Linked DNA regions of Mus musculus: region 2 is linked to region 1. Evidence: chromatin loops called from intact Hi-C (ENCODE). Cell type or tissue: left cerebral cortex. All regions are shown on one strand. Links, peaks and the distances in the headings refer to the core of each region. The heading gives the core; the rest is flanking DNA.

Region 1 (12,441 bases), core at 2,434-10,433:
AAGCGCCCTTAACCTCTCAGGCTGCCCATTTGAATTAAATGTGTTCATTTGTGGGGGACACGTGCTTGTGTGGAGCCGATTTTCTCCTTCTCTTGTCCTAGAGATTGGCCTCAGGAATGGCTCCAGTTGTCAGTGTGCGTGGGCAGTCTCGGACACTCATTTTAATTAGGGTCTCACTAAATCGCCTAGACTGACCTTAAATTTACTATGTAGTCCAGGGTAGCCTTGAACTTTCTTTCTTTTTTTTTTTTTAAAGACTTATTTATTTATCATATGTAAGTACACTGTAGCTGTCTTCAGACACTCCAGAAGAGGGCGTCAGATCTCATTACGGATGGTTGTGAGCCACCATGTGGTTGCTGGGATTTGAACTCGGGACCTTTGGAAGAGCAGTTGGGTGCTCTTAACCACTGAGCCATCTCACCAGCCCAGCCTTGAACTTTCAACCCTGCTGACTTGGCTGCTTATATACCTGGGATTACCAGCCTGTGCCATTGGGTTTTTTGTTCTTGTTTGTTTTGAGACAGGGTTTCTCTGTGTAGCCCCTGACTGCCCTGGAACTTGCTTTGTAGTCCCAGCTGGCTTCAAATTTAAGAGATCTGCTTGCTTCTGCTTCCCAGGTGCTGGGACTAAAGGCCTGAGCCAACAGTGCCCTTCAGCATTTCTCTTCTTAGTTACATCAGTTCACTGCGGTTCACGGCAGCAGCAGGTGTCTTAGTGAATGTGAATAATGGGGGATCAGGAGTCAGCGTGCAGCTGTGCCCTTACCCTCAGCACACAGGAGCTGTGAGAGCCAGCCTGGGCAGCTCACACGGTGGCAGACTAGCCAGAGCGGAGGTGTGAAACGCTGTCTCAGCGAAATAACGACAAAGAGACAAAGAAGACACAGCCCCAGACTTTGGGTCTCTCTTCTCTCATAGTGCCGTAGTCCAGCACCGCATGTAGCCAGGCTAGCACTCCACTGCCTGCTTTGTTCAAAAGTCAACTGGGTATGACCCCCACCCTCACCCCCAAGCGCTGAGGACTGAACCCAGGGCTTTACCACTGAAGTCAATCCCCAGCCCTGGTTGTGGTTTTTAATCCCCCTTAGGGTGTTAGGAACGGAACCCAGGGCCTTGCAAATGCTAAACATGTCTATCACTGAGCTACACCCTCCGCTGCTGCAGCCCTGAGGCCTCCCGCCTAGTGTCAGCAGCATCTGACTCCATCTCTCCTCAGCCTTCAACCTGGACTACTACACGGAGGTCCTGGACCTTTCCTACCTGCTTGAGCACCTGGCGTCTGACCCTTTCTTCCGGCGCTACCGACAGCTCAATGAGAAGCTGGTGCAGCTGGTGGAAGACTACAGCCTGGTCTCCTTCATCCCCCTGAACATCCAGGTAGTGGCCAGTGAGAGAGCTCTTCCCTGTGCTGCAGCTCTGACATGCCACGGGCATAGAGAGATTTGAGGTCCTGGGTCTGTCCTTGACTTGCTTTCAGGCCCAGGAGCAGACTTCATTCAGTCCTGCTGATTCGGAGCCACCAGGCCTCTGCTTGTGTTTCCTCCCATGTGTGAATGAGCATAAGTGAGTCCAGAGAGTCACCAACAGGTGACCCACGACCAAGGGGTCCGTTTAGCTGAGTGGCTGTGTTGAGTTTGCAGAGTGGCCTGTGGCCTCTGTGTCTCTCATCCTTTTAAAGTGGAGGTAACCCAGGAGACACTGTGGTCTTAGATTCCTTCCTGCAGTGGAGACCTGAGCCAGCTTCCCCTCTAACTCAGTGATTCTCACCTTGGAGGTTGTGACCCTTTTGAGGGTCACATAACAGATACCTTCCATTTTACATTTTTTTTTTTTACATTATGGTTCATAACAGTAGCGACATTACAGTTATGAAGTAGCAAGAAAATAATTTTATGGCTGGCGGTCAGCACAGCCTGAGGGACTGGATTGAAGGTTGAAGTGTTAGGAAGGTGGAGGACACTGCTCTGACAGCACACTTGGCTCCTGCGGTGTGACAAGAGTGTGCATGCAGCCCTCACTGCCGGGTGCCTTCCCGGCCAGCACTGTGCCGAGGGCTGAGCGCATTATGTTGGGCTGTATGTTTCATTGAGATATATGGACTGTTCTGACTGTCGTCTGTGCACGAGGAAACCGTTAGAGGACAAATGACGCCGGTATGCTCACTGTCAGTAGTTCTGTCCAGACACTGGGGGGACGCTGATCTTCACTGACTTCTGGCCCAGGAAGAGAAGAGTGAGACAGTTTTCTAGGATGGTAGGGAGGCTCCCACAGGAGAAGGCCCTAGGCAGGGACTGCACAGGGGACCTGACCTTCTAATCTAATCTGGGCAGTTGTCCGCCTAGCCAGGCCCCTGAGGAATGGAGGGCTGTCCTGGGCCAAGGAAAGTTCGTATGTGTCCTAGGAGTTAGACGAGGCCAGTTAGCTGTGGTCTCAGCTCTCCACAGCTGACTCACTCACTGAGTTCTCTTCTCTGCTCTGCTCAGGACAAGGACAGCATCCAGCGAGTCTTACAGGCTGTGGATAAAGCTAATGGCTACTGTTTTGGGGTTCAAGAGCAGCGAAGCCTGGAAGCCATGATGTCCGCTGCAATGGGAGCTGATTTTCACTTCTCCTCGTATCCTTAGGGACCATGGGAAAGGACGAATGGAAGGGCCCCAGACGCAGAAGCCTGGAAAGGAAATGGCGTTGGGCTGTGGGAGAAATGCAAGGACTTCAGTTTGCTTTCTGTATTACATTTAAAGGAAGAAGAGGTGCTGGAGGGAGGGGGCGTGGCTGGCAGTGGATCACTGGGGTGTAGCCCAGGATGGGGTGTAGCCCAGGATAGAACCCACGCCTTCTGCCATTAGTGCAAGGGTAAGGATTTATTTAGTTTAGTGTTTTGAGACAGGGTCTCTCTAGCCTTAGCTGGCCTACATCGGCCTGTGTAGTGCAGGCTAGCCTCAATCTTGATCTTCCTCCCTGGGTTTCTGAGAGCTACTGCACATTTTAGGAACCACCCTGTAAATGTGGCAAATGCACTTGGTGGGTGTAATTAGGAGTAGCAGAGTTCTTAAGAGTCTTGCTAGATAAGGTGTGTGTGGTGGGGGGGCACGAAATGGAGCTGGGTGTGAGGTTTCGTGCCTGTAAACCAGCAGTTGAGAAACAGGAAGATCACCAAAAGCTTGAGGCTAGCCTGGGCTACAAAGTAAGAGCCTGTCTCAAAAAATGACAAAGGAGAATAGGGAAAGGAGTATTGGTTGAAAAATATGGAAGAGGTTATTAAAACAGTTAGTGACAGAGCTGTCAGGGAGTGGAGAAGAGACAGGTCTACCCTATAGAAGGGACAAGCTGGCAGAGGGCACCACTGGAAACCAGAGCAGCTGGGCCTTTGGGGTTGGGATTTGACCAGTTTGCGTGTTCCTTGGGTCAGAGGCTGTCGGAGAGGCTGAAGGAAAGGCTTGCCCTTTAGGTCGCTTGTCTTGGAGACAGAGCATTTGCCCAGGTTGCCGGAGGTGGGAATTTAGATATCTGTGTCAGGCCCTTGAGGACACGTGTCTGGAATAGTGGCAGTAGAACACGAGGTCCCTCGTGGGACTGCCAAGGCGAGGGCTCGTGTGTCACCAGTGTTAGCAGTGTCCCATCTGTGTCCTGTCTGGAAGGGAAAAGACCCTATGGCCCAAGAAGACTAGAGCCTTTGCCTTGGTAGAAAGAATGAGATGACAATAGGTACTGAGCACCTGTGTGCCAGCTGTCAGGGGTCGGGGAGGGACTCTGTCTACTTGTGATCTTGCAGAAGAGAAAAAGGGAGTGATGGGGACAGGATTTGGACACCCTGGCCTGGCTCTTGAGCATCTGCCACACCAACTGGAGGGCCAGTGCTCCCTGGTCCTTTGTGGGGAAGAAACTGGAGCCCCAAGGGAGGGCTGCAATGGGCGGCTCATACCCACCTGTGGGGGGTGGGGCAGAAGAGATGTGTGTGGGTGGTGGTCTTGAGAAGAGGGCAGCTCCTGCCCAGGCCAGTCCCCCCATCTTCTGCCGTGTCTAAGCCTTAACCTCCCCTCAGCACTCTGGGCATCCAGGAGAAGTACTTAGCACCCTCGGAGCAGACCGCAGAGCAGGAAGCCATGCAGCTGTGACACATGGGCCTGGAGAGCCGGGGACACCTCAGCGAGGTACGGACCCAAAAACCACGTCCAGCCAGAGCAGAGGCTGGGAGGAAACCTCCATCCCTGCAAAGGACTTCTAGAGAAGAAGCCACGCATAGCACCCTTTGTGGTGCCGACAAGCTCAAGCCCCAGGAGGACTGGCTCTACATGGGCTGCAGTGGATGGGCATGCTACGATAGGAGATGAGTCTCTATTTTTTTGTGACCTTAAACCTTTCTTCAACCCTCTGGACCCAGGGATTTGGAGAACAAAGAAATGTCTTTAATTAACGTTTTAATTAAATTTAATTTAATTAATGTTTTTAAATAACGTTTTTTTAGTGTGTGTCTGTGTTGCTCAAGCATGTGTGTGTGTATGCGCGCGCGCACACGCGTGTGTGGGCTGGGGGGCCTGTGTATGGAGGTCAGAGGGTAACTTGGAGCTGGTTCTTCCCTGAGTTCTGAGGTTGAACTCGGGTCAGGGACATGGTGACAGATGCTCTTGCCTGACGCTCTTGTTTCTTCAGGTCAGTGTTTCACAGCCTGGGCTCACAGCCTGGGCTCACAGCCTTGGCTAGGCAGATTACAGCTATGCACTGGACTCTTGTCGTGATTTAGTTGTTCTTCAGTGCTTTTTTAAAAAAGATTTTATTTATTTTATCTATGTGAGTACACTGTCGCTGTCTTCAGACACACCAGAAGAGGGCATCAGATCCCATTTCAGATGGTTGTGAGCCACCATGTGGTTGCTGAGAACTGAACTCAGGACCTTTGGAAGAGCAGTCAGTGCTCTTAACTATTGAGCCATCTCTCCAGCCCCTTGTTTGTTTGTTTTGTTTTTTCGAGACAGGGTTTCTCTGTGTAGCCCTGACTGTCCTGGAACTCACTCTACTGAACTCAGAAATCTGTCTCTGCCTCCCAAGTGCTGGGATTAAAGGCGTGCGCCACCACTGCATGGCTCATGGTTTTATTCTGCTTTTCTCAAATACTAGTCAAAGTTTGAAAAATTAACATAACTTGGGCTGGAGACATAGCTAGTAGTGGCTAGCACACACAAGGTGCCAGAGTCAACTCCCAGCACTTCCAAAGACAGGCAAAAGAGTCCTTCAGACAGTCCATTCTGTGTGGGGGTGAATGCCTCTAATCCCAGCACAGGACGTGGAGGCAGTAGGATTGGGAGTTGAAGGCCAGCCTTGGCTAAATAGTGAGTTTCAGACAAGCCTGGGCTGTAGAAGCCCTTGTCTAACGATCTGTGCAAAGTGAGTTATTTAAGGTATGCTAGGACTGTTGTCTGGGAACGGGAATGTTTCTCTTTGCTGTTTGTGCTGTTTGGGGGGTGGGAGGGCTGCAGTTTGCGTTTCCAGCCAGTAGGTGGCACTGTAGACTTAGTTTTCCCCATAGAACCTGACAGGAAGGGCCTGATGGCCAAGGGGCACTGGTGCCAGAGACTTTTCTGACTTTATCTATAGACCAATTGCACGCAGCTACATGTGTGCAGGGCTCGGCATTTTACACAGAACCTGCAAATACAGAATCCTCACACGTCTCTTACAGCGATCCAGAGAGAAACAAGCTAGGGAATGTCCGGAGACTGGTTCCCTCGTGGCTCACTTTGCCAAGTAACTCTGGAGTGGCCCCTCTTTGGTATACATACTGATGAAAAGTTCCAGCCACCATGCTGTGGGAGCTGCGGTCAATCAAGAGGGAACACTGAGGCATCTGTACGTGGTTCCAAGTACCGATGGAGTTGAATCGGTGGTGGGTTTCTGTGCTGCGGGCAGAGGGAGAACGCAGCTTCTTCATAAAGTCTGCCCTGAAGTGGCTCGTGTTGGCTTCCCAGTGTGGGCAGCCATAGCTGAGAGCAGGAGGGGGCAGCCAGCTTCGCTCCCACGCCTGGCTTCGGAGGGATAATAATGGGGTGCTGTTTCCCCAGCCTCTTTCATCTGAGGAGTTCAAAGTGCCTCACCCTTATTAATGCCCTGCACAGTGGGGGGAGAGTACCCACAGAGCAATCCAGGGAAACTGAGAGCAGGAGCCACAACCCGAGGTGGTGAGTCAACTGTGGGGCCTGGGGCCCAGGAATCCCGCCACCCAGGCTGCTGGGAAATGCCTCGTCTAGGGAGGAAGGCAGCTTCTGGGTTTGAATAGCATCAGTAGCTGTGGCCGTGGGTTTTGATGCTTACCCATCAGACTCACCAGAGAAAACCACATGCAGGGACTGACGGCATCACTTACAGCGTCACAGCTCAGCTGTACCCCTCAGCATACATTCACTGCGGCCACAGTGGAGGTATGGAGCAGGTTACAGCTTATTTTGAGACCTTGGTGTGGCAGCAAGCATTTTTTCCTTTGGTGAATATGGTTCACAACCAGGCTCGGTGGTGCCCATCTGTAATCCCAGACACTGGAGTTGGGGGGTCAGCTTTTGTATTAGCAAGTTCCAGGCTGGTCTGGGCTACATCTCGTCTGTCTCAACATACAAACACTCGTGTAATTTCTGATAGCAAAAGGACTTCCTGGTCTGTGTACTTAAGACTGTGGTGATGAGCCGGGCAGTGGTGGTGCACGCCTTTAATCCCAGCACTTGGGAGGCAGAGGCAGGCAGATTTCTGATTTCGAAGCCAGCCTGGTCTACAGAGTGAGTTCCAGGACAGCCAGGGCTACACAGAGGAAACCCTGTCTCAAAAAAACAAAACAAACAAACAAAAAAAAAAACAAAAACAAAAACAAAAAGAAAGAAAGCAGAGGCAGGGGGCTGGAGAGATGGCTCAGTGGTTAAGAGCACTGATTGCTCTTCCAGAGGTCCTGAGTTCAGTTCCCAGCAACCACATGGTGGCTCACAACCATCTGTAATGGGATCTGATGCCCATTTCTGGTGTGTCTGAAGATAGTGACAGTGTACTTGCATATATAAAATAAATAAATCTAAAAAGAAAGAAAGAAAGAAAGAAAGAAAGAAAGAAAGAAAGAAAGAAAGAAAGAAAGAAAGAAAGCAAGCAAGCAAGCAGAGGCAGGCATTTCTTTGTTCAAGGCCAGCCTGGCCCCTACATAGCTAGTTCTAAACCGGATGGCAACATGATGAGATCTGTCAAAACAAAAACAAAAACAAAAACAAAAACAAAAACAAAAAAAACATTAATCTCAGCACTCATGAGACAGAGGCAGCACTTGGGAGACAGAGGCAGATGGATCTCTGTGAGGCCAGCCTGGTGTAGACAGCCAGTTCCAAGACAGCCAGGGCTACACAGAGAAACCTTGTCTTGGAAAACAATATTTATTGTATGTGTGTGTCTGTATGGCTGTATGGTATATATACAGATACACAGGTATCTGGAGAAGCCAGAAGAGGGCATCAGATCCCCTGGAACTCGTTACAGATCACTGTAAGGTACTTTAGGTGCAGAGAATTGAACCCAGGTCCTCTGCAAGACCACTGGGTACTCTTAACCCCTGAGCTCTCTATCTCTATCCTTTGTAACTTTACAAGCATTTTAGTTACATTTGTGTGTGTGTGTGTGTGTGTGTGTGTGTGTGTGTGTGTGTGTGTGTGTGTGTGTGTGTGCCTTCACGTGCTTGCCCATGCATGCACACGAGCACTTAGCAAAGGTGGAGGCCAGAGGCCAACTTAACAGAAGTCAGCTTTCTCCACCCGGTGGAGTCACAGTGATGGGACTCAGGTGGTCAGGCTCGGCAGCAGGTGCCTTTGGCCATTAACCCATCTTGCCAGCCGTCAAAACAGGGTCTCTCACTGTCCAGGGGTACACTGATTCTGCTGACTAACCAGCAAGCTCCAAGGACCTCCTCTCTGCCCACAGCCCTGGGATGACAGCTCACAGGCTTTTACTGTGGGTGCTGGGGTCTTTGTTTAGAGCCTCTGGATGGAGCCGCTCTTCCAATATCTCGGTCCTCCAGTGTTCACACGGCTCTGTGGGTCACAAACATAGCAGAAATGCAAATGGAAGCTTTTTTCCCCAGTCTTCCACGTTGACCTGCAAGTCTCTAAGGTCAGATAGAGATCACAGGTCAGCTTTGCTCTGGGGCGGAGGCGGGGGTGGGGGGAAGAGGGCGGCGGGATGGGGAGAACATGTCTTCCTTCTTCCCATCGCACCCCTACTCCTCTTCTCGGCAGCTCTGCACAGGAGAGCGGCGCCCTAACCACTTTCCCTACTCACAGGTTTAAGAACTCCTCTTCCCAGAGTCCAGGGTTGCTCTCTTATCTCCAGACAGACTTCAATTTCCTAGCCCTGTAAGGAGAAGATTGGGTGGAAAGGAGAGATGAATCAGCCCGGGACACCCCCAGGGTGGCATACTTGTCTGCTGCCCCCACAGACATTCCTGGCTCCTGACTCAGTGGGTAGGTGGAGCGAGGGGGGCTTGTGGAAGGGAGCTGTACTTTGCAGAAACCTGCCCTCCCCACCCCACACAGAGCAGAGGTGGGGGGTGGTGTGGGCCCCGTGAACCAGGTGAAGAGCAGGAACAAAGGGAAGTAGGTTGAGGAGACCTCAGCGTGGTCTGTGATCACTGGTACGCTCTAACAGGACACTGAGAGGGATGGCTCCTTTCTGCTGAAGGAGACCTATAGCAACTAGAGAGAGTAAAGGGATTTTTTTTTTTTTTGGTTTTTTTTTTTCTTTTTTCCGGAGCTGAGGACCGAACCCAGGGCGCCTTGGGCTTGCTAGGCAAGCACTTTACCACTGAGCTAAATCCCCAACCCCCGATTTTTTTTTTTTTTTTTTTGGTTTGGTTTGGCATTTGGGTTTTTTGATTGTTTGTCTGTTAATTTCTAGGAAGTCCAGAGCAGAAGCAGTTTAGCACAACATAACGCATGCTTCACGAAACCCTAGCACACAAAACAGACAGACATATGCGTGGCTATTTTAGCTACAGTGTGTGAAAACAGGAAACCCTAGCCACCTGGGTCCTGCCTGGAGGTAGCATCTGAAAGGTTTGAAAATAGCTGGTGAGCCGGGCATGGTGGCACTTGGGAGGCAGAGGCAGGCGGATTTCTGAGTTCAAGGCCAGCCTGGCCTACACAGAGAAACCCTGTCTTGAAAAACCAAAAAAAAAAAAAAAAAAAAAAAAAAAGCCAGGTGTGGTGGCGCACGCCTTTAATCCCAGCACTTGGGAGGCAGAGGCAGACGGATTTCTGAGTTCAAGGCCAGCCTGGTCTACAAAGTGAGTTCAAGGACAGCCAGGGCTACACAGAGAAACCCTGTCTTGAAAAAACAAAAACAAAACAACAACAACAACAACAAAAAAAACCCAAAAAGCTAAAACATAGAAAATAGTAGTTATGCTTTCTAATAATTTTAGATTGCAATTTTCCCCATGCCACTCAAATACTAGTACTAATAATTATAATTATTATTAATGTAGCCCAGGCTGGCCTCTGTAGCTGAGGACAACTTTGAAATTTTTGATGCCCCCACTTCTAACTTGCTAGTGCTGGAATTAAAGGCCATTGTCACCATGCTCAGCTGGGAAAAAAAAGTTCTCAATTCTTCCATAGACACTGCTGAAGTCACCTTAAGAAAGGAAGGCACACAGGACAAAGCCGGGAATTAGGGAAGTCCCTGAGAGTTCTCTCCCACTCCCTCCTCTCCCTCCTCCCCCTTTCTCTCTCCCTTTCCCTACCACTAACCTCAACCATCCTTTAAATTTTTAGTTTTCCTTTTTTAAAAACAATTTGTGTGTGATATATGTGTGTTTGTGCATATACCGCATCCCCACATGCCCTTGACTGAAGGCTCTTGATCACATTCAGAGCTTGCTCTTGGGAAGCCCCACCATTGCCTTCCTGTGCTGGAATTACAGCAGGCCACTGTGTCCACTCAACATTCACACTGGTTTCTGGGGATCCAAGCTCCTGTCCTACTTAGACATCTCCCTAGCCCTTATATTTTATTCTGAGACTATGCCTCAACAACTTGCCTCACCTGACCTCACATTCCCAGACACTTGGGACCATTGGTTGGCGCTACAGTTCCTGGCTCAAATATCTTGTTTTCTGGTGTTCTGTTTTGAACTTAGGGATTAGTGCATGGTGGGCAAGCTCTCTACCACTGAGCTACACAGCCCTAAGACAGACAGTAAAAACCAAGATGGAGGGGCTGGAGAGATGGCTCCAAAGCCTACCAGAGGACATAGGTTCAACTTCCAGAACCCACATGTGTCTCACAATTGTCTGCAACTCCAGTTTCAGGGGATCTGATTCCCTCACACAGACAGACAAGATATGCAGGCAAAACACCAATGCATGTAAAATTAAAAAAAAAAAAACTTAAAAAATAAACCTGAAATATAATTGACTTTTCCTAAAATTCACCCCTTTACAGTGGTCAAGTTCTATGATTACCACAAAGCAATTTAAATATCCATACTACTTAAAACTAGAACACTTCATTACCTCCAAAGACATTGTACCCATTAGTGGACATGAAGATTTTAAATAATTATTTGTGTGTATGTGTGTGTGTGTGTTGCCCACAGATCCCAAAAGTTCCCCTAGAGCTGGAATTACAGTGAACCTGAGGGTATGATATGAGGCCACGACCCTGGAAGAGAGGCAAGTACTTAACTACTGAGCTAGCTGGCAGCCTGGTTGGAAAAAGGTCCTGGTGAGTTCACTACATAGACCAGGCTGGCTTTGAACACACAGAGATCAACCTTGACCTCCTGTATGTGAACCAAGCCCAGCTAGACTGAAAGATTTGTTTTGTTTTTTTGTTTTCAAAACAGGGATCGTCTGTTTGTTTGTTTTCGTTGTCCTGGATATCCTGGAAAGGCAGACACCACCACCTCCAGCTTGATTTTAAATATCAAATCTAGACCAAGAAAAAATGGCCATAATTTAAAACTTTTTAAAATTGATTTTGATGTGAATGGGTGGTTTATCTCCATCTGTGCCTGTGTACCACCTGGGTAATACACTGGTGTCCATGAAGGTCAGTAAAGGGCATCAGATCCCCCTGGACTGGAGTTGCAGACAGAAGTTGGCTACTGTGTGGGTGCTGGGAACCAAACTCAGCCAGTGCTTTAACTGCCAAGCCAGCTCTCCACCCCATAATTTTTTTTAACCACCTCGTAGACCAAAAGGTCTGAGACCACTTTGGTACAAACCTACAGCCTTAGCCAGCTGTGATCCGGTGCTAATACACAGCCGGCTTCATGACCTGCCGCTGAGGGCCTCTCCCCTTGATTACCCTTAAGGCCAGCACAGTACCTTAGGACAGCTCCCATCCTCTCATACATGGTCTGGAGCCAACACACAGCAGGCAGACGCTGGCTGAGAGACACAGAAGTTCCTTTCCCAGGACCTACCCCATTAAGAGAAAGTCACCAGACCAGTCTAGTGGAAAGAAACCGGGTCACCTCCTGAGCTGAGGGGAGTTGCCTGCCCTAGTCCAGACTCTTGTGTGACTTTGGAACCTTGAAACCCAACACATCACCAGGAAGTGAAAAAACAGGACCCTGAATGCTCCAAAGAGGCCCAGTAACTTCTCTGAAGAATTATGGGCGGTAACAAGAGCAGAGTACTATGGGTGTGGCCAAACGTGGACTCTGGAGAACCCAGTAAATTTGACCTGAGTTCCCTTAATCCTTCCAGAAAGTTCTCTTGCTGCCAAGCTAGGCAGCCTTCTTAGGTGAGCACCCAGGTCAACTTTGACAGTGACTGAGCCTGAGGCTTGCTTATTCGGATTTGGGTTCAGAAATACTAGATAAATCCCAGATGGATTGACACTGGTTGGAATTAGTAACATTTTGAAGGTTTCACTCCCAACTCCCACCCAGTCTTGTCCTTCGTTTACTTAATCACTTTGTTTTTTATTTTTAGGCACGGGGGACCTGTCCTTGGACATTAGATAAACTGAGCCACACCCTAGCTCCCGGGAAGGGTCCACCCTGCCTCAGAGTGCTCAGGTTAAAGGCATCCGCCACCCTTCCGGGCCTAGGAAGCAACTTATTCAAAGGAGGACCCAAAAGTTGAGAGCCTCAAGCAAGGAGGCTGAAACCTTGCACCTTAGTAGAACCCCGCTTTTTACTTTTTCTAACTGTGGAACCTTTAGCGATGCAGAAGAGAAACTGAGGTCCTGGGAGGTGCTATGATTTTTTCCGGACTACAAATCAAGTCAGGGATACAACCCAAGCCTGCTGGCGACCAGCGCAGGTCTGCCTCCGAAGCTCGGGAGACGAGCATTTTGGCCTTTTTCCAGCCGATTTCAGCCGGCAGCCTGGTCCAGACATGGCCAGGTGAGTGGATGACTCAAAGGGCGGAGACTAAGTTTTGCGCGCGGCCCCGCCCTGTCCCGCTGCTCC
Region 2 (12,441 bases), core at 1,723-9,722, 57 kb after region 1:
TTAGGCTTTCAATGGCTACATTCAATAGCCCTGGTTGTCCTGGAACTCACTCTGTAGACCAGGCTGGCGTTGAACTCAGAAATTCACCTGCCTCTGCCTCCCAAGTGCTGGAATTAAAGGTGTGTGCACCATGCCCGGTTATTTCTAACCCTTTTATTTTGCATCTGAAATACCCACATTTTCCATTTTGTCAGACTCAGCAAAATGTCACCTGCATAGTGATATGTGTAAGATCTAGGTCCAGAGTCCTGAGGGTTAGGGGGTAGGGGTATAGCTCAGAAGTAGAGTGCATGCTAAGGACCTAGATTCAATCCTCAGCACGGAGGAAGACAGAAGCAAAGAGAAGGGGCAGATGTAGCTGCCAAGTCCTACAATCACAGTGCTGCTTGGGAGGCTGAGGCAGGGGCCTCTATTTTGAGGCTAGCCTGGTCTATGTGAGAATTTGGCACATTAAAAAAGGAAAGGTTACTGGCTAGATGTGGCACATGCCTTTAATCCCAGTACTTGGGGAGGCAGAGGTAGGCAGATTTCTGTGAGTTCAGGGCTAGCCTGGTCTATAGAGAGCTAGTTCCAGGACAGCCAGAGCTGTAAAAAAAAAGGGGGGGGGGATTTCTATAGCATTTTACTGTTTGTTTGTTTGTTTGAGACAGGATTTCTCTTTGTAGCCCTGGCTGTCCTAGAACTTGCTTTGCAGTTTGAAGCTGGCCTCAAACTCATAGAAATCAACCTGCCTCTACCTCCCAAATGCTGGGGTTAAAGGTGCGCACCACCACACCTGGCTCAGATGTATATTTTAATTCAATGTGTTGTATGAGTGTTTTGCCCACGTGTGTGTCTATACGCCATGTGTGTGTCTGATACCTAAGGGAGCCAGAAGAGGGCACCAGAGTCCATTGAATTGGAATCACAAACAGTCACAATGTGGGTGCTGGAAGTCAAACCTGGGTTCTCTGCAAGAGCAGCAAGTACTCTGAACTGCTGAGCCATCTGTCCAGCCTAATGACAAGACAGAAACCCAAGGACTTGATGGGGCTCTGAGTACTAAGGTGAGCTTTGGGCCCTGCTCATGGTCTTCAAGGTAAAAAGCAAAGCACTCCTGGCATTGCCTATAATTGATAGAGGAAAATAATCCTTCGCCAGTCAGTAGCTGGCTCTCAGACAGCAAGGGTGTCGCGGCACCCAGAACCAACAGCAGCTGTAACCGGAGTCACTGCTTCGTTCAATTCACGGCAGTTCACAGTCATCTCCGCGATCCAGCTGCCGCCTCATCCTCAGACCAAACACGCGGGTTAAATACAGATGCATTCGGCGCCATCACCTCAAGTCTCAACTCTGCAGCTCACCTAGCCTGCAGCACAGGAACTATAGCGCCACAGGGGCGGGAGTCGTGGGGGGTGTGGCTTGAACGCGTACGGATCCTCCCTTAGTTCTCAGGGTCCGGACTTCAAGACCGAGGTGCCACAGAGCTGCTTTCTGGTGCGGGTCTCTCTGGCTGTGTCTCCACAAGACCTGTACACACATGCCAGCTGCCTCCCCCTCTCCCCCTCTCCCCCATGAGGATCTCAGAACCATTGTATTAAGTGCCCGCCTTATAACCTAATTTAACAATAATCACCTCCTTCAAGGTCCTACCTCCAGACACACATGGAAGGGTTTGGATTTAACATATGGATTAGTGGGAGACACAATTCAGTCTGTAACATCTGGAATGTAGTGTACTTCTGGCTTGCTATTTTCATCGTGGTGTTATGGGGGGAATCCTCTTGGTTTTTTCTAACATACAGACCTTTCTCTACAGGTCAGAGTCAAATGACCTAGATCAGGATTTTGTATGTGCATTTTGCCTGCATTCATGTCTGTGGGGGTGATATGTGCCCGTCCTTTGTCTGCATGCGGGTCTGTGTACCATCTGTGAAGAGGCCACAACAGAGAGTCAGAGGCCCTGAGTCTGGAATTACGGATGGTTATGAGCTATCATGTGGATGGTGGAGTCAATCTTTGGTCCTCCATAAAAGCAGCCAGTGTTCTCTCTTAAGCTCAGGGCCAGCTCTCTAGCTCTAGACTAGCTGTTAAATGTAGTCATTGATTATGTAACTATGGGAACCCGTTCTTAGAAATTAGTAAGCATCTAGTATACTGACAAAAGTTAAATGAGGAGGCTGGAGAGATGGCTCAGAGGTTAAGAGCACTGACTGCTCTTTCAGAGGTCCTGAGTTCAATTCCCAGCAACCACATGGTGGCTCACAACCATCTGTAATCCAATGCTCTTTCTGGTGTGTATGGAGACAGCTACAGTGCACTCGTATAGAATAAATAAACCTTAAAAAAAGAGTTTGAGGACACTGGCTGCTCTTCCAGAGGACCCAGAATCATTTTTCCAATACCCACACAGTGTCTCACAGCAGGGTCTGCAGACATTCATGCAGACAAAATACTCATGTGCACAAAATAAGAATAAGTTGAAAACCTTAAGTGAGACAACTAAATATGTGCTGTGGTGATTTGAATATATTTGGCCCAGGAAGTGGCACTATTTGCGGGTGTAGCCTTGGAGTAGGTGTGCCACTGTGGGTGCAGGCTTTAAGACCCTTTTCCTAGCTGCCTGGAAGCCAGTCTTCTGTTTGACTGCAGAAAAAGAGCTGGAACCTCAGGTCCTCCTGCACCATGCCTGCCTGGATGCTGCCATGCTCCCTGCCTCCATGATAATGGACTGAACCTTTGAACCTGTAAGCCAACCCTAATTAAATGTTGTCCTCATAAGAGTTACTTTGGCATTGGTGTCTGTTCACAGCAGTAAAACCCCAAGACACATGCCTAAGCTATACTGCATAGCGTCATGCTCCTAGGCCCCCAAACCTCGATAGCTTGTTACTGTACTGAATGCTACAGGCAAACGTCACATGATGCTATTTGTGTATTTAGCATAATTAGACAGAGAAAGCATGCAGTGAAGGCATAGAGGCTCCTCCAGAGGAGCAGGATCTCAGGGGAGGCTTTAGCTACAGAGCAAGCTTGGGGCCAGCCTGAGTTAACATGGGCCCATAGCCTTTTGTTTGGTCATTATTTTGGTTTGGTTTGGTTTTGATTTTTTAAGACAGGGTTTCTCTGTAGAGCCCTGGCTGTCCTGGAACTCATTCTGTAGACCAGGCTGGCCTCGAACCTAGAAATCTACCTGCCTCTGCCTCCCAAGTGTGGGGATTAAAGGCATGTGCCACCACCGCCCCCAGCTTTTTTTTTTTAAGACTTTTTATTTATTTATTTATTTATTTATTTATTTATTTATTTATTTATTGTATATGAGTACACTGTAGCTCTAATGATGGTTGTGAGCCTTCATGTGGTTGCTGGGAATTTGAATTCAGGACCTCTGCTCACTCCCGCTTAAAGATTTTTTTTAATTATTTATTTATTATATGTAAGTATACTGTAGTGTGTCTTTAGACATTCCAGAAGAGAGCATCAGATTTCGTTACAGATGGATGTGAGCCACCATGTGGTTGCTGGGATTTGAACTCAGGACCTTTGGAAGAGCAGTCAGCACTCTTAACCACTGAGCCATCTCTCCAGCCCAAAGATTTATTTATTAGTATATCTAAGTACACTGTAGCTGTCTTCAGACATACCAGAAGAGGGTGTCAGATCTGGTAATGGATAGTTGTGAGCCACCATGTGGTTACTGGGATTTGAACTTAGGACCTTTGGAAGAGCAGTCAGTGCTCTTAACCGCTGAGTCATGTCTCCAGTCCTGGTTGGTTGTTTTGAGACAGAGTTTCTCTCAATAGCTTTGTTCATCCTGGAACTCACTCTGTAGACCAGGCTCATTCAAACTCACAGAGATCCACTTGTCTTTACCTCTAGTGTGCTGGGATCAAAGGTTTGTGCCACCACCCACAGAGACTATATCTTGTGGTGGTGGTGAGGGGGGGGGCGTGGCAAGAGCAAGCTAGACATAGTAGTGTGTGCCTATATCCCCAGGACTTAGGCTAAAGCAGGATGGTGTGCTCAAGGCCAGATGGGCTGCTGGTGCCTACCATGAATAGTGCATGCGTGACAGCCTATAGGGTTGTCTTAGTTAGGGTCTTATTGCTATGAAGAGACACCATGGACAAGGCAACACTTATAAAGGGCAACATTTAACGGGGGTAGCTTACAATCTCAGAAGTTTAGTCCATTATCATCATGGTGAGAAGCATGGCAGCATCCAGGCAGACGTGGTGCTGGAGAAATAGCTGAGACTTCTCCATCTGTCAGCAGGCAGCAGGGGGACATTGTATCTCACACTGGCATACCTTGAGCATAGGAGATCTCAAAGGAAGCCCCCACAGCCCCAACAAGGCCACACCTCCTAATAGTGCCACTCCCTATGGGCCAAGCATTCAAACACATGAGTCTATGGGGCCATATCTATCAAATTACCATGAGGACCGAGAGTCACTCTAGGTGAATTAGAGAATGAACCTTGAGAGGTGTCAAGGGCCAGGACCCTTCTAGATAGCCCTAGAGGTTTTATGAACATTCTAGATGAATGGTTCTCAACCTTCCTAATGTCTTTAATACAGTTCCTCATGTTGTGGTGACCCCAACCATTACATTATTTTTTGCTACTTCACAACTATAATTTTGCTACTGTTATGAATCATAATGTAAATATCTGACATGCTGGATATCTGATATGTAGCCCTTGTAAAAGGGTCATGACCCGATCATAGGTTGAGAACTGATGCTCTATACTTAGGCTATGAACTTATTAAAAATGTTTTCATCAGAGCCAGTGAGATAGCTTGGCACATGAAAGCACTTGAGCCCAAAATTGATGCCCAAGGCCCATATGATAGCAGGACAGACCCAAGTCACCCACCATGTGCCCTTCAGTGGCACACACACACACAAATAAATAAATTTAATTACAATTTCTTTCCTGCTTGTGTAAACAGTTTTTTTAAAAAGAATTATATATTTATTCTATGTACATGAGTACACTCTAGTTGTCCTCAGACACACCAGAAGAGGGCATCAGATCCCATTACAGATGGTTGTGAGCCACCATGTGGTTGCTAGGAATTGAACTCAGGACCTCTGGAAGAGCAGTCAGTGCTCTTAACCACTGAGCCATCTCTCCAGCAGAGAGAACTCAGAAATCCACCTGCCTCTTCCTCCCAAGCGCTGGGATGAAAGGCATGCACCACCACTGCCCGGCTGACGCACACTTTTAATCCCAGCACTCGGGAGTCATAAATAAGGTGGATCTCTGAGTTTGAGGCTAGCCTGGTTTATATGCAGGCAAAAGATTCATATGTAGATAAAAGAAAATGAATACGCTCCCCCCACCCAATTAAAAGGACATGAACAAGCAAGACGCATCTATACTGTCTAGATCAGAGAGTAAACCCAAGAGTTTGGAGTTACTGAACCTGTGACATCTGGAGGGGCTGGACAGAGCCCTTCGGACACTGGAAACATCTAGTGTTCTTGCCGGCTGTCTCTGTACTTGCCGGGGACAGGGACGCAGACTAGCTAGATGCTGCTGTCTCCGTGTGGGATGCTATGGAGCTGTTTCTGTGACTGTTGCTGGGGAAACACATGTCCAAAGTTCATTCCACAGCAAGGGCAGGAAGGACCTGCAGCTACAGGAGAGGAGTATTAGGACCCTCACAGGAACAGGAAGCCAGTTGAAGGAGCCAACGCCTCCCTTCTTCCTCTGGCCTCACTATTGCCCTCTCGTGGCCTTTACTGGCACAGCCTAACACAGAGGCTGCTGGCACCAGTTACACAATTTTTCTGTGCAGTGCTCCAGTATCTATCTCCAAAAATATTTTGGAGCACAGAGCTAAACAAACAAAAAACATAGTAATTAGCAGAAGAGAGGTATTTGTAATATGTATATGGAGCTGGACAGTTGTTTTTTTTTTCCAGAGGGCAGAGGTTTAATTCCTAACACCTACAAGGTGGCTTACTACAGCTGTCTATAACTCCAGTTCCAGGGGATTGACGCCCTCTTCTGGCCATTCTGGGCACTTGCATGTATATGGTGCACATGCAGGCAAAATTCTCATATAATTAAAATGTAAAAGATTATATTTGCAATTCAAAAGTACATTTAATGGGGCTAGAGAGATGGCTCAGCAGTTAAGAGCACCGACTGCTCTTCCAGAGGTCCTGAGTTCAATTCCCAGCAACCACATGGTGGCTCACAACTACCTGTAATGGAATCTGATGTCCTCTTCTGGTGTGTACTCACATACATAAAATAAATACATAAATCCTGTTTTTAAATTACATTTAGGAGCTGGGTGTGGTGGCACATGCATTTAATCCCAGCACCCGGGAGGCAGAGGCAGGCAGATTTCTGAGTTCGAAGCCAGCCTGGTCTACAAAGTGAGTTCTAGGACAGCCAGGGCTATACAGAGAAACCCTGTCTCGGTAAAACCAAAAAATAAAAAAGAAAGAAAAATAAATAAAGAAAAAATAAAATTACATTTAATTATTTATTGTGTGTCTCCATATGTGTCCCTTCCCATCTGTGCCCATGTGGCAGTTGAAGGACAATTTACAGGGCTTGTTTTTTGTTTTGTTGTTGTTGTTTTTATTTATTATATGTAAGTACACTGTAGCTGTCTGCAGACACTCCAGAAGAGGGCATCAGATCTCCTTATGGATGGCTGTGAGCCACCATATGGTTGCTGGGATTTGAACTCAGGACCTTCGGAAAAGCAGTTGGTGCTCTTACCTGCTGAGCCATCTCTCCAGCCCCCAGGGCTTGGCTTTCTTCTTCTTTCGCCCCATGGATTCCTGGGACTGAACTCAAGGCCTTAGGCTTGGCTGTACATGGCCACTGTCAGTCCTCAAAAGCAAATTTTAGCCCCCAACCCCACCCAGCCTCCAGCTGGCTGAACCCTAAAATTAACAGTAGACCCTCATATAGGGAGCTATTGGCGAAAACTGGACATTTGCCAAGGAGGAGAGTCGTCAAGGCACAACTTACAGAAGTCCGTGTTCAGGAAGGTGGGGGGGAGGGAGCCAAAACAGACAACGGGCCAAGGACTCCTTCCAATAGGGAAATCAGGGTCCAATCAGGAGCTGTCCCCGAGTCCAGTCCTGTCCCCAGTCCCTGGGGCAGTCTTGCTTTGCCTGAGCAGTGAAGATTAACAAGCTTTTGACCAGAAGCCCCAGCTTTCCCTGCTTCCCTTTTCTGATTGGCAGTCTGACCCCACTTTACCCTTTCTTCCTCCCCACCATGGACACTGAGTACGCCCGTCCGTGAAGAGGAGAGGATTTGTTTAATGCGTCAATGCCAGCAGTAACTGCCCCTGAAGCTGATTGCGGGACTCTGTGCTTAGTACCAGGTTTACATGGGACTTGAGGTAAATGTATTCTGTAGGGAAAAACAGGTATTTGGCTCAGAGAGACACTGACATACAAAGATCCGAGACTCCATCTTCCTGAGCGCTGGGCCAAGCTTCACTTCCTCGTAGGGACTGCCAGGTTTAGCTAGGAAAAGTGCAGGATTTGAATTTCAGATAAACAACCAAGAATTTCTCAGCATAAGTCATGTCCTGTGCAATATTTGGAACATGGTTAAACGACGAAATTATTTATGATCACCCCCTTTCCTTCTCTTGCTGTAAGGGTGGCCTCCTGACTGACAGTCCTGCTCAGTGGAAGGTCCTCTGGGCTGGGCTGACCTTTCAATGCTCAGCAAGCAAGGAGCCTGGGAAGCCAGGGCAGGGCTAAGTCAGTCACAAAACAAGGAATGGCTTCCCTAGGTCCTGACAAGGACAGGCCCCTGTTCCCAAACCTGCACTCGACTACAATGTAAGGGAGACAGAAACTTCTGGGTCAGGGAGATGGCTCGGTGGGGTGAAAGATGCTTTTTGCCACTAACCTCATGACCTGCTTTTGATCTCTGGGATCTACTGGTATTAGGAGAGAGTCAATTCCTAGAAACCCTTCTCTCTCTCTCTCTCTCTCTCTCTCTCTCTCTCTCTCTCTCTCTCTCTCTCTCTGTGTGTGTGTGCATATAGGAGTCAGGCAGGGGGTGGGGGGGGGAGAAAGAGGAGAGAATGAGAGAGAGAGAGAGAGAGAGAGAGAGAGAGAGAGAGAGAGAGAGAGAGAGAGAGAGAGAGAAGGCATCCTCATATCCTCAGATGGGATAACCCTTTTCTATTCCTCCTGTGTGATTAGCATCTCTGCCTAGAAGAGACTCACAAGCTTCATGACTCCCACCTGAAATAAAAAAAGGTTGGCCCTGGCGGCCTCCACATGAAGGTGCGCAGTGCATGCGCACACAAACACAAGAAATCAAATGGTTCCAGTGCTACAAAGGGAAAGAAAAGCTGTGGAGGAGCTGGCAGGGGTGGAGCAGGAACGTATGTTTAGTGAGCGTGATTAGAGGCAAGGCTGGCACCCTCTAATCCTAGCGCTCAGGAGGCTAAAATCGAATGACAAGTGCCAGGCTAGCCTGGGCTCCACAATGAGGACTCCCCACACCCCAGGGTTTTGTGACAGTTTTTCTGTGTACCTTTGGCTCTCCTCGAATTCTCACTCTGTAGATCAGACTGTCTTCAAACTGCCTCTGCCTCCCAAGCGCTGGGATTAAAGTATGTGCTCCCATGCTAGGCCGCAGTGAGCACTTCAAGGCAAAACCAAAAAGCCTCAAGACCTGTTATTTCATCTTGCGGGGGGGGGGGGGTGCCATGGCACATGTGTGGAGGTCAGTTGTCCCTTCCGTGGGTACCACCAGGGGTTGAACTCAGGTCTTCCAGTCAGGAAGCCAGTGCCTTCACTCAAGAAGCCACCCCACCCACCCCCAATAATTTTTTTCTTACAAAAGATTTTGGGTTCAATCCCCAAGAAGAAAGAAAAAGGGGAAGAGGAGGAGGAGGAAGAGGGAAAGAAAAGAGAGGAAAGGATACTGAATTCAGGTATTAGGAATGAAGGTAAGCTAGGCGGTGGTGACACACACCTTTAATCCTGGCACTCAGGACACAGAGGCAGGTGGATTTCTGAGTTTGAGGCCAGCCTGTCTACAAAGCGAGTTCCAGGACAGCCAGGACTACACAGAGAAACCCTGTCTCGAAAAAAACAAACAAAAAACAAGGAATAAAGGTAAAGGGCTAGAGAGATGACTCGGTGGTTAAGGGCACTGACTGCTCTTCCTGAAGTCCAGAGTTCAATTCCCAGCCACCACATGGTGGCTCACAACCATCTGTAATGAGACCTGATACCCTCTCCTGGTGTACAGTGTACTCACATACATAAAATAAATAAATCTTTAAGGAAAAAAAAAAAATAAAGGAATGAAGGTGCGGGTAAGCTTGCCACCCCAAAACACTTTCCAAAAATTCAGTGGTTCATTTATAAAGTCCTTTTTAAAAATTTTGTTAAATTAGGTATTTATTTCATTTACATTTCCAATGCTATCCCAAAAGTCCCCCCCCCCAACCCATTCCCCCACCCTATAAAGTCCTTTTTAAAGAGACAGGATCTTACAGCCGGGCGTGGTGGCGCACATCTTTAATCCCAGCACTTGGGAGGCAGAGGCAGGTGGATTTCTGAGTTCGAGGCCAGCCTGGTCTACAAAGTGAGTTCCAGGACAGCCAGGGCTATACAGAGAAACAGAGAAACCCTGTCTCAAAAAAAACCAAAAAAAAAAAAAAGACAGGATCTTACTTTGTAGCCTTGTCTGGTCTAGAACTCAGTATGTAGACCAGGCTGGCCCCCGAACTCACAGAGATCTGCTTGCTTCTGCCTCTCTGCTAGGATCATAGTAGTTAGCCACTAGAGCTACCACACCCACCTCTGGTCTCCTCTGGTACTGCACACACATGGTACACAGACTTTTATCGGGCAAGACCCCATATGCATAAAATAATTAATAAAGGTTTTAAAACAAGAATAAGAAGGAAGGAGCCACCTCCAAGGAGACACACATGTCCCGATACTCGAAAGCTGGAGGCAGGGGATTCACGAATTCAAGGTCGTCCCTGGCTACATAGAAAGTCTTGTTTTTCAAGACAGGGTTTCTCTGCCTAGCCCTGCCTCTCTGCTTCCCAAGTGCTGAGACTAAAGGTATGCGCCACCACTGCCTGGTTGACCTTTCTTTCTTCTGGTTGACTTTTCTTCCTCTTCTTTTCTTTTCTTTTCTTTTCTTTTCTTTTCTTTTCTTTTCTTTTCTTTTCTTTTTTCTTTTTTTTTCTTTTCTTTTCTCTTCTCCTCTTTTCCTTTCTTTCTTTCTTTCTTTCTTTCTTTCTTTCTTCCTTCCTTCCTTCCTTCCTTTCCTTCCTTCTTCTTTCTTTCTTTCTTTTTAAGATTTACTTATTTATATGAGTACAGTGTAGCTGTCTTAAGACATACCACGGGCTGGTGAGATGGCTCAGTGGGTAAGAGCACCTGACTGCTCTTCAGAAGGTCAGGAGTTCAAATCCCAGCAACCACATGGTGGCTCACAATCATCTATAATGGGATCTGATGCCCTCTTCTGGTATATCTTTTTTTTTTAATCTTTTATTTTTATTTATTTATTTATTTATTTATTTATTTATTTATTATATGTAAGTACACTGTAGCTGTCTTCAGACACTCCAGAAGAGGGAGCCAGATCTCATTACGGATGGTTGTGAGCCACCATGTGGTTGCTGGGAATTGAACTCAGGATCTCTGGAAAAGCAGTCAGTGCTCTTAACTGCTGGGCCCTCTCTCCAGCCTGATATCTGCTTTTTGAAACAAGGTTTCCCATGAGGAAATGAGGCTTGTGTGTTCAACTCTGTGCCTTATTTTTTTCTCTTGCTGTGACAAAATACTATGACCAAGGCAATTTATTTTTTTTTATTTTTTATTTTTTTATTTATTTATTATATGTAAGTACACTGTAGCTGTCTTCAGACACTCCAGAAGAGGGCGTCAGATCTCGTTACGGATGGTTGTGAGCCACCATGTGGTTGCTGGGATTTGAACTTCGGACCTTCGGAAGAGTAGTCGGGTGCTCTTACCCACTGAGCCATCTCACCAGCCCCCAAGGCAATTTATAAACTAAAGTGTTAAACACTGGACTTGAAGTTTCGAGGAGTTAAGAGTCCATGATGGTGGAGCAAAGGCAGACCTCCTGAGAGCTCATACACTTGATGTGAGAGTGGGGAAGGAGGAGCCTGCAGTAGGGATGTAATAGTCTTTGGAAGCCTCAAGGCCTGCCCATACCTCCTGATTCTTCCCAAAGAGTTTTACCAACTGGAAACCGCGAATCCCAACACATGAGCCTAAGGGAGCCATTCTCATTCAAACCCTCACAGCTAGGTCATCTGGCCAGGGAGCCCCTCCGCAGGATTTGTTCCTGCTTGTGTGTACTGTAGTTACAAGCACAAAGCACCACTAAGCCCAACCTTTTATATAAAGGTTCTGGCCATCAAACTTGAGTACTCATATACTTATTAGCAAGCGTTTTAAAAGAATATTTATTTTATGTACATGAGTACACTGTAGCTGCCTTCAGATGCACCAGAAGAGGGCATCAGACCCCATTACAGATGGTTGTGAGCCACCATGTGGTTGCTGGGATTTAAACTCAGGACCTCTGGAAGAGCAGTCAGTGCTCTTAACCACTGAGCCATCTCTCCAGCCCTGCGGGCAAGCATATTTATAGAATGAGTTATCTCTGCAGCTCTTCTTCCTTTCTTCTCCCCCTTCCGGGAATGTTATTTGTCATTTAATGGCAATGATGTTGTCACTGTGTGCTCTCCACTGCACTCTTTTGCTCTCATGATGACTCTGTGGGGCCCAAGCTGCCACGTCCTTACAGCCTGTTACGTTAGCTTTCCCCAGGGAGGTATGAGCACACACGTCTGTCTGCCTACCTAAGGAAGACATAGCACCTGCAGCAAACCAAAGACCTGAGCTTGGTGAACCCATCAGTTTAATTAGTCAGCCAACAGGAGTGTGGGCAGGTCCCCGATGCCTCCAGTAAGCATTAATGGCTTACATATCCCCAGGGAGGGAAGGACCCTGCACTGCCCCTCCCAAGAAGGCTTGTGAGTGCTCCTCCCTTCCCTGAGGGGCCTTGAGGAGCAGCTACGCCTGAGTGAGCTCCACATGCAGATGAGAAGGCAGGTCTAGAGAGGGCCAGCCATTTGCCCAAAGCCCCACAGTGCCTTCTTTCTCATCTCTCCCATCCCAACACCACTGCAGTAAACACTGTGCGGATGCCTCTCCACTCATCCTAGCCTCTGAGAGTCCACTGTCCCAGCACGTGAAGTGCCGACGGCACAATACACTCCAAAACCCAGCTATTCTTTTGTTAGCGTTTTCCTAAATTTGTCATGTGTCAAAATTTAATTTTTACAATTATTCTGTAAGACTATGTTATTCCTATCTATGTTCAGTGCAGTCATTCCTCAGTGACCCAAAGAACTGTCCCCAGGGTCTAGGAAGGGAACCCCAGGTACAAAAATA

The links. Hi-C counts contacts between places; a loop is a spot of excess contacts. Peaks named below come from ENCODE experiments on the same cell type or tissue, not always from the same donor. Only the 100,000 strongest peaks of a DNase experiment are listed, where the experiment ranks them.
Region 2: it touches region 1 in a loop (6-fold over the local background); 24 of 42 quality-filtered maps call a loop at or near these places.

The regions. Positions count from the first base shown.
Region 1 is chr4:133,587,282-133,599,722 of GRCm38, forward strand. Gpn2 (GPN-loop GTPase 2) reads left to right here. Exons shown (of 5, transcript NM_133884.2): 3 at 1,219-1,379; 4 at 2,486-2,616; 5 at 4,045-4,454. The coding sequence ends at 4,117. It overlaps Gm42324 (a long non-coding RNA gene), which reads right to left and starts at 8,726. Exons shown (of 2, transcript XR_881487.1): 1 at 8,298-8,726; 2 at 7,658-8,050. In left cerebral cortex, for the core only: a CTCF peak has its summit at 5,489 (motif pointing right); DNase peaks (open chromatin) are centred at 5,490, 8,444 and 9,023.
Region 2 is chr4:133,644,512-133,656,952 of GRCm38, forward strand. It overlaps the pseudogene Gm13213. Among named protein-coding and RNA genes, the nearest start is that of Zdhhc18, 17 kb to the left of the region's middle. In left cerebral cortex, for the core only: CTCF peaks have their summits at 5,009 (motif pointing right), 5,733 (motif pointing left) and 5,961 (motif pointing left); a DNase peak (open chromatin) is centred at 5,713; H3K4me3 peaks cover 504 bases; H3K27ac peaks cover 186 bases.